Regions from separate parts of the Homo sapiens genome. Here region 1 is linked to region 2. The links are chromatin contacts, found by Hi-C or POLR2A ChIA-PET in ENCODE. All regions are on one chromosome and are shown on one strand. Each heading gives the region's core, a stretch centred on a gene start or an enhancer-like site at or near the end of the contact. The rest is flanking DNA. Distances are from core to core; before and after follow the strand shown.

Region 1 (3,527 bases), core at 56-2,555, 220 kb before region 2:
GTTTATTTCTTTCTGTTGCGTACACAACCCTCACTGACAACTGTGTTCAAGAGTCCCACAGTTTCCCAAATACTCTGAGATAAAATAGCAAATAATATTTATCTGTGACTAACATTGAAGAAGGGGGAAGCTGGAAACAGGTGGACTGTAGACAACCGTGGGCATCTGAATGTGGGTTTTAGATGCAGACATTTGAGACGACTAGAAGAAACTGAGAAAAAAGAGGAAAGGACCACAGGAACGAGTTAAGCATAGATATTCAGGAAAAGCCATATCTTCTGGTAAAACATAAACAAAACAGAGTTTACTAAGATTGTAAAGAACAACCTCCGATATGCAAACCTTCAATTTAAAATGACAAGAAACAAGCAAAAAAATGCTCTTTGTAATAAAGCCATAAGGAGAGCTGTTTATATGCATACACAGACATAGATATTTGTTTCATGGGGAAAAAGAAGAGAAGAAAACATCTAAGTCTAAAATATTCAGTTTTATGGATGCAAAAAAGAGTTAAAGAGCATTAGATTATACCAGACAATATTTAGAAATAAGAATCAGAAACGGGTTTGAATTCCCACTCCTATTCACTCAATAGCTTAATGAACTTGACCGTCTATGACTCTGTTTTCATATTTATAAATAGCTCTCCTCATTTTGTGTAATTTTCATGATGAGCGTATGAACTATATGTAACATAATAGTGAAAGTACAATACAAATTCAAGAAACTACTTACAGTCTCAAGATTGGATTGCCGCTATGCTTTAACAATTTTTTTCAGTCCATAGGATTAGATATTTTTACCAACTCAAAAATCCATAAGCCAACTTTGTGTCTACCACGAGGATTGCGTATCAGCATAATAGGAGGTAAAGGTGTGATTTATTTGTCTGACAGAATAGAAGAAAAATGGTGCTTTATTGGGTTGGTTTAAGATGAAAACCTGTTTTTCTAAGTATTGGATCTTGAGACTGCAGCAACTTCTTGGTAAGTTAGCCCCAAATAATACTTTTTCCTCAAATAGAGGATTTTTAAGCAATTATTATTTTCTCTTTGACATCAAAATCAACTAACTTTTTGTTTTTGCTTTTAATAGTCTTGCCATTTTAGATCTTCCTTGTCCATGATGGAGTCAATACCTGAATTAGTCAGAATTAGATTCAATGGCAGTAACAAACAAACTCCCACATCTCAGCGGGTAAGCACCTAACGGTTTGGTTTTTGCTCACACAAAATCTACTTGTGAGTTCAGACACTCTCCAGAACAGCCCCGTGCCAAACAGTGAGTCAGAGAGAACCAGTCTGCTTTCCTCTGGTGACTCTGCCATCGCCAACGTGGCTTTCAAGGTCATACCCATGGGGAAGGAGGTTGCACTTGACTCTTAAAGCCAGGAGTGGGAATGGTATACATCACTTCCGCCCATGTTCCTGCCCTGAATGCAAAGGAGGCTGAGAAATGGGAAGGCTCATGTGGATATTAACTGTCTCTGTCATATCTTCTTATGGAAAGAGAAGGGATTTATGTAATATTGAGCAAAAGAGAGTAATGCAACTTTTGGCAGATACGCTACCTCTGCATAGTCTCTTTGTGTGTTTCAAGTATACCTGGAAATCAGGAAATGTTGCAAAAGGCCTAACTCAAAATTCTTTTCTACTGCCATCAGGCCTAGAGAAATTTTTCTCTGCATGCTTGAATGTCTACCAAATTTACTTTTTAATAAAAAATGAGGATGGCAGTAAAAAGTGTTAAAAAAAAAAAAAGAATAAACACATTTTAATACAGCAGATTCACTGCCTGGGAAGGCAAGGAGTAATGTTCTAATTGAAAACAAAGGAGTCATTAAGGATATTTCCTCACCAGAAAAAAAAAAAAAATCCTGTATAGTGAAAAAAGAACACTGTTTTAAGAACAAAGGGACAATTTTTCATCACACTCCTATCTGCTATGACTATGTGACTTTGGAAATTTGCAGACTCACTTAACCTTTTAGAGGCTCAGTTTCTTTAAATCTGAAGTCAGAATGACAACACCAAACTCACTGAGGTATTGTGACCATAAAATGAAAAAAAAAAAATCATGATTCCTTTAATGGCATGTTTGTTTAAAAAAAAGAAACTGAAAAGCATGATTAATTGACTTTCATTTCACCAAGTGTGTATTTTCTTTCCAACCTAAGAGAAAACAGATCAATGGAAACAAAGGTATGATTCAGAAAACCTGAAAACTCAGAGTACATCGTTACACTTTGACCCCAAATGTTCTGTAATATTCTATGCAAATTTTTCTTTTGGTATTTGTTGCTTATCCTTTTCTTCCTTCTCATTTTCAGTTACAGCACTTTAATCTGTCTGTCATTATTTCATAACTAGATTACTGAAAAACCATTCTAATTTAACTTCCTTGCCTCCAGCTTTTCTTTACCTCTATCTGTCCTGCATACTCTTAAACACTGCTTTTCTCATGTCACTTGTTTCTCAAACATAGTCAATACTTCCAGAATTCATAAGATTATTGCATTTAAGGTTTTGAAAGAGCACATCTAACTCTATTATCTTATATATATATCATATATGTATTTATAATTACACACGTATATAATTATCTTTAAAAAGTGATGCCCCAGAGATCAGAAGATATATTATAGAATAATATTATAATAAAGATATTTAAGATAATGTTAACAATATGTAAAGATTATATATATCTTATATATATGTATATCTTCTGATTTCTGGAATATCAATTTCTTTTTTATCAAGCTAACTAACTCCCACTTAACAGACCTTATTCATTTGTCCTAGCCTTATGTTTTATTATATATTATACCTTCTGTTTACCTAATTATGGGAAACACACCCTGAAAATAGCCATTCTACTCTAGAGGGTAAATTTTTACTATCCCTGTGAAGCACCCTTCCACCTTTGTATATATATTTGCACAGTCCTTTCCTGGGAATAACTCCCCATTCTCCTCCACCTCCCATCCATGAATGATCATCTTAGGTTCCGCTTTGGTAAAGTCTTTTCCGGCCTAACTAAAGTTGATTGTCTTTTCATTCCTGACTCCCTATTGTCTATACTACATACTTTACTGAATCCTGTTGCTTATTGTTTATGTCTCCATATTAATTCAATGTCGAAACAAACAAACAAACAAAAAATCATTCCCGAAATCATCTTGCTTAGCTAATATCCATTCCTCGTTTGATTCTCACTGCAAACAGAAGACATGTGAACACAATTTCAGTGTAAAAGCAATATTTGGTGTATTAAATTACTCTTTATCCTTCCCTTCACCAGTTGAGTAATCATCTTAGAGAGAGCTACATTTGTTTTTTTTTAATCAACTTTTATTTTAGATTCAGGAGGTACATGTACAGGTCATTTGTTTTTATTTATAAAGAAAAATATATTTAGCTCTAGATTCTATTTGAAGAAAAAATAGGATTAGCCTTTTTATAGGAAAGTGAACAAAATAACAAGCTGGTAGGTTAAATTGTTCCAATAATAAACATTCCCTGAGCGTA
Region 2 (3,157 bases), core at 550-3,049:
ACAGTGAGCCATGATTACACCACGGTACTCCAGCCTGGGCAAAAAAGTGAGCACCTGTCTCTAAAATACACAGACACACACACGATTTTTTTAAAACTTAAAATGTATGAATAGAAGGAAAAAAACACTCCATAATGTTTTAAGAAAACAAATAATATAAAATATTTGCAACACATATGACTGACAAATAAGCAGGTGGCATGTGCCTCAAAGAGTGCCTACATATTGATAAGAAAAAAGACAAAAAAAGAAAAAAAGAAAAAAACCCTGATAGAGTGAATAGCCAAAGGATATAAACATGTAACTCAGAGGAAATACAAATAACTAACTTACTTGAGAAGATGCTCAAAGCCACTAATAGTGTGGAAAGCACAAATGATGACAAAGCTATAACATCCTTCTTCCCCCACAAAAATAGTAATAATAATAATTAGCCAGAATTTAAAACATTGAGAACACATGGAGCTGAGAAGGACCTAGGACTAGTACCCTCATCTGTTGCCAGTGGCAGTAAAACTGCTTCAGTCTTTTTGGAAAGTAATCCAGTGGTATCTATTAACATTTTTGTTTTGGCATACGTTTTTGGCTCATGCTTTCAAAACATGAGAAAACAGAATACATGTACAAAAATGTTCACTGTGGTGTTTTATTTCATCTCCTACACTATTATTCCCAAATCTTTTCCTATACATGTCCCTCACTTCAGGGACCCTATTATTTGGGTTTCTTGCCTACTTCTGGCTACTTCTCTTTTCTGACACCTTTTCTCTTCCCCTGAAACCATTCTGTAACATCCTCTCCCTCCATCCTTCTTGCTATTTGATTTCTCTGTTATTATGACAAATCCCATGTAGGCTGCTGCCAAAAACCGTGCAATAGTACAGATTGAAATCACTGAAAATGTTCGGCCCCCTGCCTCACCCAAGCTCGCAGGGCTGCCCAGCAATGTCGTGTCTCTAGGCAGATGCCTCTCTTTCCCCTTTGTGATTATTCAAAAATTCTGCTGTCCATAGACCCCCAAACCTATTATTTCCTCTCTCCTTCTTAGTATATGACCTTGTCTTTGATTTCACTGAGAAAATGAAGTTCACCAGGTAATAACAGTTTACTTCCCTATCACTTGTAATAAACCCATCAGAATCCTCACCCATCTTTCCTTCTTCCATGGGGAAGGGGCACTCTTTCTACCCAAGGTTACTTCTTCCAGTTGTCCAGTCAGCTTCATATTCATCCACTGACTCAAGAATCTTGGTCTATAAAGCATCCTCTCTCACATGCATATTTTTTGGGTTTTTTTTGAGATGAAGTCTCACTCTGTCATCCAGGCTGGAGTGCAGTCGCACGATCTCGGCTCACTGCAAACTCCACCTCCTGGGTTCAAGTGATTCTCGTGCCTCACTCTCCTGAGTAGCTGGGACTACAGGCATGTGCTAACGTGCTCAGCTAATTTTTGTATTTTTAGTAGAGACGGGGTTTCACCATGTTGGCCAGACTGATCTCAAACTCCTGGCCTCAAGTGATCTGCCTGCCTCGGCCTCCCAAAGTGCTGAGATTACAGGCATGAACCACTGTACCCAGCCACACCCACATGCATTTTTAATCTCTCCCTTTCAACATAATTTTGTTACCTCAAGTTACAAAATGTGTTACTGTCTTCTATCTGTATTTTAAGATCTATTGACCCGACATATGACTCTACTTAGATATTATCTCTTTCCTTCCTGTCTTAACCAGACTTCAAACCATCTAAACTCATTGTTTCCATTTCCTTACCTTGTATGATCAGCCTGCTGAAATTTCACCTGTCACCACCACACCAGTGAAGAATGATAAACATGACCTTCATATTGCCATTTCCATTGAATACTCTCCTCTCATTATGTTACTTTACAACTCTTTGGCATTTTGTTCTAGTAAGTGCTCCCTCCCCCTTGAAAACCACTTCTTCTTTAGCTTTTACCACATCATTTTTATGCTCTTTCCTCTGTGCCACCAGTTTTCTTCCCTCTTCTTTACTTCCTTTCCCTTCTCAGTGCTAATATAGAAATAAAGACTTTACTATCACCAAAACTTTGCCCTGTGAGAGCATTACTAGCAAGGGAAAGATGTGTATTGTAGATGTTCCAGTGTGAAGAATATGAAAGACCTCCTTCTAGGTAAAAACCCCTCATTATCCTTCAAAAATGGAACCAGGGGTGAAGTCATCATAATCATGAAGAGCCTGGGGTTCACCTTATCTCTGCCTTGTGAGGGTATAAAGAAATAGGCACCCAAATTTATACATCGCTGGAGAGTTTACATTGGTGGGGCCATTTAAAGCTATCTTATAAAATTTAAAATGCATATTGCCATTAACTCAGTGATTTCCCCCATTATATTCACACATACGCAAAATGTATGAAAAGAACATTTATCTAAAATCTGTAGTAAAACCCTCAGGACCAAGAACAGATAAAACAATTTTTAAAAAGAAAAACAAAGTTGGAGAACTATACTACGCTATATTCTTACTTATAGACTTACTATAAAATTACAGTGGGGTAGAAGTGACAGGATAGATATATTTTAAAAAGGAACAGAAGAGAATGCAGAAATAAACCCATGTGTTGGCCAGGCACGGTGGCTCACACCTGTAATCCCAGCACCTTGGAAGGCTGAGGTGGGCGGATCACCTGAGGTCAGGAGTTTGAGACTAGCCCGGCCAACATAGTGACCCCTGTCTCTATTAAAAATACAAAAATTAGCCAGGCATGGTGGTGCACACCTGTGATCCCAGCTACTCAGGAGGATAAGGCAGGAGAATCACTTGAACCTGGGAGGAGGAGGTTGCAGTAAGCTGAGATCACCCACTGCACTCCAGCCTGGGCAATAGAGAGAGACTCTGGCTCAAAAAAAAAAAAAAAAAAAAAAAAAAAATCCATGTGTTCACGATCAATTGATTTTCAACATAGGTGCCAAAAGAATTCAATGGAAAAAGGATACTTATTTAAATAAATGGTTCTAAAATAATTGGGCATTTATAAGAAAAAAAAAACCTCAACCTATATCTCACACCATGTATAAAAGTTATATAAAAACAGGCTGGATACTGTGGCTCATGCCTGTAATCCCAGCAGCCCAGGAGGCCAAGACTAGAGGATCACTTAAGGCCAGGAGA

The links. A loop is a pair of places that touch in the nucleus more often than their neighbours do. ChIA-PET counts read pairs that join two places held with the same protein, here RNA polymerase II (POLR2A). Pooled maps may share reads with other maps.
Region 1: a pooled map shows a loop between it and region 2 (18-fold over the local background). The contact joins two enhancer-like sites. A Hi-C loop is called at or near these places in 6 of 50 pooled maps. POLR2A ChIA-PET finds 5 or more read pairs at or near these places in 2 of 52 experiments (CD4-positive, alpha-beta memory T cell and Caco-2).

Annotation. Positions count from the first base shown.
Region 1 is chr12:9,242,854-9,246,380 of GRCh38, reverse strand. All of the region lies in intron 2 of LINC00987 (long intergenic non-protein coding RNA 987), which reads right to left. It also overlaps the pseudogene A2MP1. Among named protein-coding and RNA genes, the nearest start is that of LINC00987, 4.5 kb to the right of the region's middle. RefSeq lists silencers at 1,247-1,296, 1,307-1,356. Within about 2 kb of position 1,305, at least 4 of the 41 ENCODE cell types and tissues checked have a DNase peak (open chromatin) inside an H3K27ac peak, as active enhancers do.
Region 2 is chr12:9,023,778-9,026,934 of GRCh38, reverse strand. It overlaps a transcript of KLRG1 not described here. Among named protein-coding and RNA genes, the nearest start is that of KLRG1, 36 kb to the right of the region's middle. Within about 2 kb of position 1,799, at least 3 of the 41 ENCODE cell types and tissues checked have a DNase peak (open chromatin) inside an H3K27ac peak, as active enhancers do.